Regions from separate parts of the Homo sapiens genome. Here region 1 is linked to region 2. A link is an interaction called in ENCODE POLR2A ChIA-PET data of the cell type or tissue named here. Cell type or tissue: PC-9. All regions are shown on one strand. Each heading gives the region's core, and the rest is flanking DNA. Links, peaks and the distances in the headings are about the cores only. Region 1 holds the start of LOC124901843 (small nucleolar RNA U13). Region 2 overlaps SVOPL (SVOP like).

The links. Peaks named below come from ENCODE experiments on the same cell type or tissue, not always from the same donor. Only the 100,000 strongest peaks of a DNase experiment are listed, where the experiment ranks them.
Region 1: POLR2A ChIA-PET joins it to region 2 with 6 read pairs; 1 of 35 experiments calls an interaction of 5 or more read pairs at or near these places.

Annotation. Positions count from the first base shown.
Region 1 is chr7:138,478,089-138,483,468 of GRCh38, forward strand. All of the region lies in intron 1 of TRIM24 (tripartite motif containing 24), which reads left to right. LOC124901843 (small nucleolar RNA U13) reads right to left here and starts at 4,495; the gene lies at 4,392-4,495. RefSeq lists enhancers at 957-1,517, 1,518-2,078. In PC-9, for the core only: no CTCF peak of the experiment used is centred there; a DNase peak (open chromatin) is centred at 643; H3K27ac peaks cover 810 bases.
Region 2 is chr7:138,655,496-138,660,875 of GRCh38, forward strand. SVOPL (SVOP like) reads right to left here. Exons shown (of 16, transcript NM_001139456.2): 6 at 4,369-4,493; 7 at 953-1,016. Among named protein-coding and RNA genes, the nearest start is that of SVOPL, 43 kb to the right of the region's middle. In PC-9, for the core only: no CTCF peak of the experiment used is centred there; DNase peaks (open chromatin) are centred at 2,676 and 3,626; H3K4me3 peaks cover 648 bases; H3K27ac peaks cover 1,962 bases.

The DNA of each region.
Region 1 (5,380 bases), core at 300-5,299, 180 kb before region 2:
TATATAAACATGTTTTATTTATCAGATTTCCAACTAAAATTATAAATTTGTTGGAAAACTAATAGAAATAAATGTCAGGAGGATAAGGAGGGAAAGATTTTTTGATGGGGTCTTACCTACATTTTCCACTGTAAGGCTGGACAGGTAAGCCTTGTGGTTTATAAATCTTGGAATGTTGTAATTTAAAAAGAAATTGGTTTATGTACTAGTATAATTAAAGGAAACTGAGAAGTATATTGATTAATATTATAGGTCAGGGTAAATTATTTTGTTTTGGGCACAGTGGTTCATGCCTGTAATCCCAGCACTCTGGAAGGCTGAGGCAGGAGGATCGCTTGAGACTAATTCAAGACCAGCCTGAGCAGCATAGCAAAAACCCTGTCTTTTTATTTATTTATTTATTTTTGAGGCAGCATCTTACTCTGCGGCCCAGGCTAGAGTGCAGTAGTGCAAACACAGCTTACTTCAGCCTTTATCCCCTGGGCTGAAGTGATCCTCCTACCTTAGCCTCTTGAGTAGCTGGGACAACAGGTGCATGCTACCACACCCAGCTAGTTTTTGTTTATTTTAGAACTCAGGGATTCATGAATGGGCAGTATCAGTTGAGCAAGTGGCTCAGTGCTCCAAAGAAGGGGCAGGAGAGGGAAACTTTGATAAGGTGTTCTTGGCATCAAGACAGTAGAAAGTACCTAGTTAGAGGCTAGTTGGCAGTTTCTGATTCATAAAGTCACTAGAGGTTAGTTGGTGGTTTCTGATTAGTTAAGCTTAAGTTCACTTTGAGTTTGGTTTCTTTTTGCTTAAATAGGAACCCAAGGTGCTGTGGCCATCTCAGCATAGTGGCCTTCCAATTCATTATTTTAATAGGGATTAAGAAGACTAAAAGTTAAGGCTCCATCCTTGACTTTTTAAAAAAGCTTAATCTTCCCTTAACAAATTCTGTCAATTCTCCTTTCTACATCTCAGAAATCGGTTGCCTTCTTTTTATCTTCATTTCCTGAGGTCATTTCAGCTGCTTCCTAATTGTCCTTCCTACCTCTGAGGGTGCCTTCTCATTTTTGTTGAAGAGGTCTCCCCACCATGAACTGAAAACTTAGGATGCTTAAGCTTTTCAAAAAGTGTGAGGGAAACACATGTACAATTAACATATTAAGTGAATAATTATATAACCACCACTTAGATCAAGAAACACACATAGCCAGTAACCCCAAAAGTTCCTTGTCTGCTATATTTTTATCACTCCTTCCCTTTCCCTTAGAAGTTAACCGTTTGTCCAACCTTTTTTTTTTCTTCTTCTTCTTCTTTTTGACAGGGTCTTGCTCTGTCACCTAGGCCAGAGTGTAGTGGTGCAATCAGGGATCACTGCAGCCTTTATCTGCCAGGTTCAAATGATCCTCCAGCCGTAGACTCCTGAGTAGCTGGGCGTGTGTCACCATGCCTGAATGAGACGGAGTTTTGCTCTTGTTGCCCAGGCTGGAGTGCAGTGGCGGGATGTTGGCTCACCGCAATCTCTGCCTCCTGGGTTCAAGCAATTCTCCTGCCTCAGCCTCCCAAGTAGCTGGGATTACAGGCATGTGACGCCTGGCTAATTTTGTATTTTTTAGTAGATATGGGGTTTCTCCATGTTGGTCAGGCTGGTCTCGAACTCCCGATCTCAGGTGATCTGCCTGCCTTGGCCTCCCAAAGTGCTGGGATTACAGGCGTGCCACTGCGCCCGGCATTTATTTTATTTTTTAATTTTATTTTTTTTTGAGACAGAGTTTTGCTCTTGTTGCCCAGACTGGAGTGCAATGGTGCGAGCTCAGCTCACTGCAGCTTCTGCCCCCGGGTTCAAGCGATTCTCCCACCTCAGCCTTCCAAGCAGCTGGGATTACAGACATGCGCCAACACCTCCGGCTAATTTTTGTGTTTTTAGTAGAGACAGGGTTTCGCCATGTTGGCCAGGCTGGTCTCAAACTCCTGAACTCAGGTGATCCACTAGCTTCAGCCTCCCAAAGTGCTGGGATTACAGGTGTAAGCCACCGCACCCGGGCCATGAATTAAGTTTTTAAATTTTTTTTTGTAGTGACGAGGTCTCACTTTTACCTAGGCTGGTCTTGAACTCCTGAGGTCAAGCAGTCCTACCACCTCAGTCTCCCAAAGTTCTGGGAATACAGGCGTGAGGCACTGCACTTGGCCTGCCCCACTTTTATGTTAACAATTCCTTCATTTACGTAATGGTGAATGCTGTAACCTAGCTTTGTCTGTTTTGGGACTTTGTGTGAAAGGAATGGTGCTGGTGTATTTTATTTCTTCCTATCTTCATTTAACATTGAAGGGATCATCCATGTTGTTGCATATAGCTATAGTTTATTCATTTTTAATGCTATATAATACTTTGCACAAATATACCACAATTAAATTTTCCATTCTGTTATTGCTGTGTATTGGAAATGTTGCCTGTTTTTTGCTCTTTTTAAAGCAATGAAGCTATTAACATTCTTGTTAATATATCCTGCTGTTCGTATATGTGAGTCCTGAGGTTTTGGTGTGTGGGTGTTTTTTTGTTTTGTTTTGTTTTTTTAAATACGGTAAGGCAGAATTCCTGATCATAGAGAAGGTGAACGCTCAAGTTAACTTACCAACTCTCATATACCCACTAGCAGTTCATGTATGTTCCTGTTGGCTCAGATGTAGATGTTCACTAACATTTTGTATTATCAATCTTTTTATTTTTTGGCAACCTCGTGGGTGTTTCCTGTTAACTTATTGGGATCTGAGAAGCTTTTCCTAAGTACCAGTTAGGTTGAGCACTTTCCATATCCATCATTTAGATTTCAGCTATTGTGAAGCACTTGTTTGAGTCTCTCCTATTTTTTCTTTTTGTTGGGTTATTTAAACTTTTTTTTTCATTTTTTAAAAAGTTATTATTATTATTATTTTTTAAGACAGAGTTTCACTCTTGTTGCTCAGGCTGGAGTGCAATGGTGTGATCTCAGCTTGCTGCAACCTCTGACCCCCAGGTTCAAGCGATTCTCCTGCCTCAGCCTCCCGAGTAGTAGGGATTACAGGCATGCGCCACTACGCCCGGCTAATTTTGTATTTTTAGTAGAGATGGGGTTTCTCCATGTTGGTCGGGCTGGTCTCAAACTCCCGAGCTCAGTGATTCACCTGCCTTGGCCTCCCAAGTTATTATTTTTTTTATGAGACTTGATCTTGTTGTGTTGTCCAGGCTGGTCTCAAACTCCTGGGCTCAAGCAATCCTTCTGCCTCAGCCTCCCAAATATCTGGGATGACAAGTATGCGCCACCGTGTCTGGCTATTTTAATTTTAATAGGAGTTATTTTATATTCTCGCTATCTTCTTCCATTCTGTTTGCCTTTTTTATAGGGTCTTTTATTTTTTGAATTTGAATTTTTGAATTTTATGAATCTCTGTGGTAAGTACTCTCGTTTTAAGAATCTTTCTGGGCTGGGCGCTGTAGCTCACACCTGTAATCCCAGTACTGTGGGAGGATCACTCGAGCCCAGGAGTTTGAGACTAGTGTGGGCAACATAGGGAGACCTTATCTCAATACAAACAAACAAACAAACAAAACGAGCCAGGCATGGTGGCACAAGCCTGTGATCTCAACTACTTGAGAGGCTAATGTGGGAAGATTGCTTGGACCCAGGAGGACCCAGGGCTGCAGTGAGCCTTCATCATACCACAGCACTCCAGCCTGAGTAACAGAGCAAGACCCTGTCTCCAAAAAAAAAGAAAAAAGAAAATATTTTATTTTAAAAGCTCTATAATTTTTCCTTCACATTTGGGTTTTCGTTTCATCTGCAGTTGATTTATGTGTATGGTGAGGTTGCAGTCCAGTTTCACTTTCTACCTGCTATCCAAGCCCCATTAGCGGAAAATAGTACCATTCTTTTCCCAGTGCTCTACACCGCCGTGCTTATAATTATGTATGCGTGAGTCTGTTTCTTCCTTAGCGTCTGATTTCTCTTTCTCAGGCAGTTTTAATCTGTTGATCTATTTGTTACTACCTGCACCAGGGCCACACTTTTTTTTCCTTTTAGAAAAAAGGGTCTTGCTATGTTGCCCAATTTGGTCTCGTACTCCTGACCTCAAATTGTCCTCCTGTCTTGGTCTTGGGATTACAGGCATGAACCACTGCTTGGCCCACATTCTCTTTACAGTAGTTTTTGACAGCTGGCAAAGCAAGTCCTTATGTAACCCCTTACCAATACCTGTAATTATTTTTCAGAAGCATCTTCTAATTGTTTTTTAGCTATTTGAATTATCACATAAGAATCCACCTGTCAGGTTTCACAAAAAAACATGATAGGCTATTGGGATTATGAGAAATTGATAAAAAAAATCACTTTGGGGAGAATATTATTATGCTTCTTAATTTTTTTCCTTTAAGTCAGATGGGTAGCGTGGTAGCATCCTAACAAAGTTTGAAGGAGGCACATCGTACACATATGCCTGAAAACCTGATCATCATGCTTATGAACCACAAAAGGATCTTATGCTTTCTTTACCGACTCGTTAAGTATAATTATTCCCATTGAGATTTTGCAAGTCTTCTCTTAAAGTTTTTCTAGGTACTTGATAGGTTATGATGCTACTGTAAATGATATTCCATTTTAACTTCATTCTACCTTTTTGTTCCTGGTAAATATAAATACAAATGTGTGGGGTTTTTTTTCCTTTTTATTATTTTTTGTAGTGATGGTGTCTCACTATGTTGCCCAGGTGGGTCTTGAACTCCTGGACTCAAGTGATCCTCTCACTTTGGCCTCTCAAAATGCTGAGAGCTTTTGGCCACTGTGCCTGGCCCAAATATGTTTTATGTCTTAATTTGTTTTTGTTTTTTTGAGCCACAGTCTCCTTCTGTCACCCAGGCTGGAGTGCAGTGGCACAGTCAGGGATCACTGCAGCCTCAGCCTCCTGGGCTCAAGTCATCTTCCCACCTCATCCTCTCGAGTAGCTGGGACTACAGGCATGTACCACCATGCTCAGCTAATTTTTCCTCATTTTTGTAGCGGGGGGGGTCTCACTTTGTTGCCCAGGCTGGTGTCAAATCCCTACACTCCTCTGGCCTCAAATGCCTACACTCCTCTGGCCTTGGCCTCCCAAAGTGCTGGGATCCTAGGCATTAGCCACTGTGCCTGGACCCAAATGTTAAAAAATTTTTTTTTCAATAACTTTGTTAAATCTTTCTAATTCTAGTAAGTTCTCTGTAGCTTTGTTTGGCTTCTCTTGTATCTAATCATATCATCTGTGAATAATGACAGTGTTTATTATTTCCAATCTTTATGCCTTTTCTTTTTCTTGCTTTATCATGCTGCCTAAATTCTCCATTGTTGAATAAAAGTCAAGCCAGTGGAAATTTATCTTGTTCCTGATC
Region 2 (5,380 bases), core at 134-5,133:
ACTCCATTTCAAAAAATAAAATAAAAATATCAGAGCCTCACTTTTATCCTCCAAGGTGATATAAGCTACACACACGCACACACACACACACCCCTACACACACACTCTACAGTAATATATGTGCATATAAATGTATATATACTATTATATATATATTATACTAATATATTTACGTATAATTTACATATATGTACATGCAATATTAGTGTAATATATACTATATTTGTGTAATATAGATATATATTCATTTATTACTGTAATATATATTACAGGATTATATTCTTATGGATAAGCAACAAAAGTGATTTCTTGAGATGAAATCTACTCCTGGTGAAGAAGCTATGAACATTGTTGAAATTACAACAAAGAATTTAGAATATTCATAAACTTAGTTGATAAGGCAGTGGCACAGTTTGGGAGAATTGACTGCAATTTTGAAAGAGGTTCTCTACTGTGGGTCAAATGCTATCAAACAGCATTGCATCCTACAGAGAAATCTTTCAGGAAAAGAAGAAGTCCATTGATGTGGCAAACTTCATTGTTATCTTTTTTTAAGGAATTGCCACAGCCACCTCAATGTTCAGCAACCGCCACCCTGATCAGCCAGCAGCCATTAACACTGAGGCAAGAACTTCTACCAGCAAAAAGATTATGACTCTCTAAAGGCTCAGAAGATCATTAGAATTTATCAGCAATCAAGTATTTTAAAATTAAGGTGTGTACATTGCTTTTTAGGCATGATGCTACTGCACACTTACTAGACTTTAGTATAGTGTAAACATAACATTTACATGCACTGAGAAACCAAAAAGGTTGTGTGACTCACTTTATTCTGATACTCGCTTAATTGCAGCGAGCTGGTACCAAACCAGCAGTATTTCCAAGGTATGCCTATATGTACATCTTATCCCATAGGATGCCAAAGGCAGGTAGAACTCCTACGTTGCCTTACCTGAGACAAGGGTAACATATAGCCTCGGTATTTCGTGGGCAAAAATTCAGTCTTTATGATTAACCTAAACAGGAAGCAGGAAAAAGCATAATTTTGTTTTAAAAAACTAAATCATCTTTTAAAAAATAATCAGTTTTTCTTGTCACAGGGATAAAGAATTCAAAAGCATAGAAGTTGATTATATATCAGAAGAGAATTATGACAGCTAATATCCACATAAGAGAACAGTAAGAACGAAACTGACAATTGCTCCTGGGTTTACATCTTTACTCCCAATACTTTAAACCTTCTAACACTTAAGAAATATAAGCCTGGCCAGGTGTGGTGGCTCACACCTGTAATCTCTGCACTTTGGGAGGCCAAGGTGGGTGGATCACCTGAGGTCAGGAGTTCGAGACCAGCCTGGACAACATGGAAAAACCCCGTTTCTACTAAAAATACAAAATTAGCTGGGTGTGGTGGCGCATGCCTGTAGTCCCAGCTACTCAAGAGCCTGAGGCAGGAGAATCACCTGAGCCCAGGAGGTGGAGGTTGTGGTGAGCCAATATTGTGCCATTGCACTCCAGCAACAAGAGCGAAACTCCATGTTGAAAAGACAAAAAAAAAAAGAAATATAAGCCTTATCTGTTTTGCCAAGGGAAGCACTGGCAAAATGTTTTCCCAAGCCTGATTCCCTTTTCTTATTTGTTTATTTATTTATTTATTTATTTATTTATTTATTTATTTTAGAGACAAGGTCTGGCTGTCTCCCAGGTTGGAGTACAGTGGTTTGATCACAGCTCGCTGCAGCCTCAAACTCCTGGGCTCAAGAGATCTTCTCACCTCAGCCTCCCAAGTGGCTGGGATTACAGGTGCTCACCACCACACCCAGCTAATTTTTAAATTTTTTGTAGAGATGGGACCTTGCTGCATTGCCAATCCTGGCCTCAAGCAACTGTTGCACCTTGGTTTCCTAAAGGGCTGGGATTATAGGGGTGAGCCACTGCACTCAGCCTGATTCCCTTTTCTAAAACACATTGGGAAATTAAAATACACCTGAGAGAAGGTAAATAGTTCTCTCAATTCATGAGGACAGTCAAGGCACAAGTTTCTAATTAAGTACATATTTTCTTCTGAATATAAGAATAAATAGAAACATATTCCATCAGTTTTCTAATTGCTCTTCTCTGTTGCTGTTGTTAGCCAGAATTTGGGGATTTTTAACATATTTATTGAGCTGTTTCCTGGGGAATGTTTTATATTTTTACTTAGCTTCTACTCCTTTAGGGCTCCAAAGCTCAAAGCTTACTGTATGCCCCAGGGAAGAACAATTCTTTCTCTAACACATGAAGGCAGTAATTAGGTGCTTTGACATCTCCTAACATATTTTAAGAATAATCTCCTCCAAGGCACCAAGAAGAGAAGAGCCCAAGGGGTCCTGTGAATTCAAGGGGAGGGGAGTTCCTGCAACTGAGGGTTCCTCCCTATTTTAGGCCATTTAGGGTAATTTCTGGACATTGCCATGGCATTTGTAAGCTGTCCTGGCACCACTGGGAGTGTCTTTTGGCATGCTAATACATTATAATTAGAGTATAATAAGCAGTGAAGACAATCAGAGCTCGCTTTGGTCGCCATCTTGGTTTTAGTGGGTTTAGGCCAGTTTCTTTACCACATCTTGTTTTATCAGCGGGGTGTCTTGTGATGTGTATCTTGTGAAACCAGTCCTGCTGATCTCCTATCTCTTCCTGTGACTAGGAATGCCTAACCTCCTGGGAATGCAGCCCAGCAAGTCTCAGCTTCATTTTACCCAGCCCCTATTAAAGATGGAGTCACTCTAGTTCGATCCCATCTGACATATTCCCCCCCCTCCCTTTTACAAGAGGAGTCTTAAATCATAGGGTGATAGTACTCAAAAATAGTTACTCCTAAATGTTACAGGGGCTTATGGTCAAACTAAACTCTTCCAACAAATTCAAGAAATTAATAAATTATGTTTGGATTGACTTCAAAAATTTTTGTTTGTTTGTTTGTTTTTGTAGAGCGAGGGTCTCACTATGCTGTCCAGGCTGGTCTTGAACTCCTGGGCTGAAGGGATTTGCCTCAGTTTCCCAAAGTGCTCAGATTACAGATGCGAGCCACCACCACGCCCAGCCTGGGTTGACATTTTGTTACCTGACACTTGTTAGTATTTCCTGTAACAAAATATTGCACATCTCAAAAACAATGACTAGCCTTATGAACAAAAAAGCTAACACCTGCTTGATCTAGCACTCTGCTAGCCTCACCATCAAGCATCATTTTAAGGAGAAAACTGCTCCTGCTGGAGCATTAAATAAGCAGCTATCACTAAAAACCAAACAAAGCTTAAACTGAGTTTGCACAAGTGACATCTATAAATCTGTAACTTATTAATGCTGTAAACTAGAAATAAAATTTGAAGTGCCCCCCCGCCCCAACCCCAACCCCATTCATCTACCAACTACCACCATCTGAATGGATTCCCTCCTCAGCCAGGGCACTCTAAAATTTAACCTGAAAGACTGGTTCAGGCCACGACAGGAAGTGGGGTCGGACATGCCTCATTATATCCCTCTAGCATTAGCATCAACGCAGACCTTAAGTCTGGTGAGACACATTTACAATCTATTTTCTCTGAAGCTGGCTACCTGGAGGCTTCATTTGCATGATAAAACCTTGGTTGTGGAGACCAGAATGTCTTAACCTGGACATTCTTTTCTACTGATAACTCCTTCAACCAATGCCAATCAGAAAATGTTTAGATCAGCCAGGCACAGTGACTCACACCTATAATCCTAGCACTTAGGGAGGCCAAGGCGGGTGGATTACCTGAGGTCAAGAGTTCGAGACTAGCCTGGCCAACATGGCGAAACCCCGTCTCTACTAAAAATACAAAAAATTAGCCGGGCATGATGGCAGGCATCTGTAATCCCAGCTACTTGGAGGCTGAGGCAAAAGAATCGCTTGAACCCAGGAGGCGGAGGTTGCAGTGAACTGAGATTGTGCCATTGCACTCCAGCCTGAGCAACAGAGCCAGACTCTATCTCGAAAAAAAAAAAAAAAATTAATATGTTAACATCTACCTGTGGTCTGGAAGTCCCCCACCCTTTGAGTTGTCCTGCCCTTCCAGATGGAACCAATGTAAATCTTACATGTATTAATTGATGTGTTATGTCTCCCTAAAATATATAAAACAAGCTATACCCCAACTACCTTGGGCACATGTCCTCAGGGCCTCCTGAGGCTGTGTCACAGCCACATCCTTAACTTTGGCAAAAATAAACTTTCTAAATGGACTGAAACCTGTCTCAGATATGTTGGGTTCACAATGCTTTTGGTCTATTAAGCGCAGTGTGTGTGCATCAGGGCCTGCAGGGGTACACGTTTCTGTCTCAGGGTCCCCTGGGTAACATATTTACCCTTGCGAGTGGCCGGACACACCACAGCCCACCATCGTCCGCAGGAAGACAAACCAGATGTACGAAGGAGCAAACGAGGTCAGCAAGGAGAAATAGGCTCCCCACAGGAACGAGATGAGCAGAATCTGAAGCAACAGCAGAACACATGAATGGGACCTGCCTCAATGCGGGGAGGGAAGAAGCCCTAACTTCTGAAGGCGATTTTCGGTTTCCATCCTGATAGTTGCTTCTCTGAGGAGCTAACCTGTAGCAAGCCCACTGGTCTTTCACAATCATCCAACAATACAATCCATGCCATTCTACTGTCTGGAAGCCCAGACCTACCAAGTTCAGACCATTCTTTAAAACTACCATGCTGTGCCCACCCTCATGGGTGGCAGGTCCCTGAACTTGGACATCAAAAGGCAAAAACGTGTCCTCCCTACTCACAGGGCTGCTGGGGACGTAATGAGGCAGTATGTTGGGAGGAGTACAAGGAGAACATTTAAGGTATTTGCTTTTTCTTTAATTATAAGGATAAATTCATAGTAAACAATACAGAAGAAAAAAGAAAATTAAGAAATTGAAATCACCATTGATTGTCCAACCCAGAGAAGATAACTCTTAACACTGTTTTATCTTCTCTGTTTATGAGAGAAAACGAAGTGTTAATGGCTGGCTATAAATGTTCCAGTGGAAAGATGTACTTTCATACATGTAATATAATACATAAGACCTTGCTCTACTGTTGCAGTTTAAGTTGTTTCAGATCTTCTCATTATTAAAATAAGCTGCGATGATATCTGTACATAAGTCGTTATGCCCTCTCTGATATCTTTAGCAAGCTAGATTTCTGGAAGACAAATGTTCAGGTTAGCAGAATATTTTCAAGGTTCATGTTTCATACTGCCAGGCTGATGGTCAGAAAAATTATACCAATAGGGTTTAATAATATTATATAATAATAATGATATATTAACACCAACAGGGTGTTATATATAGTAAGGGTGTCTATATACTTGCAAGTCATGAA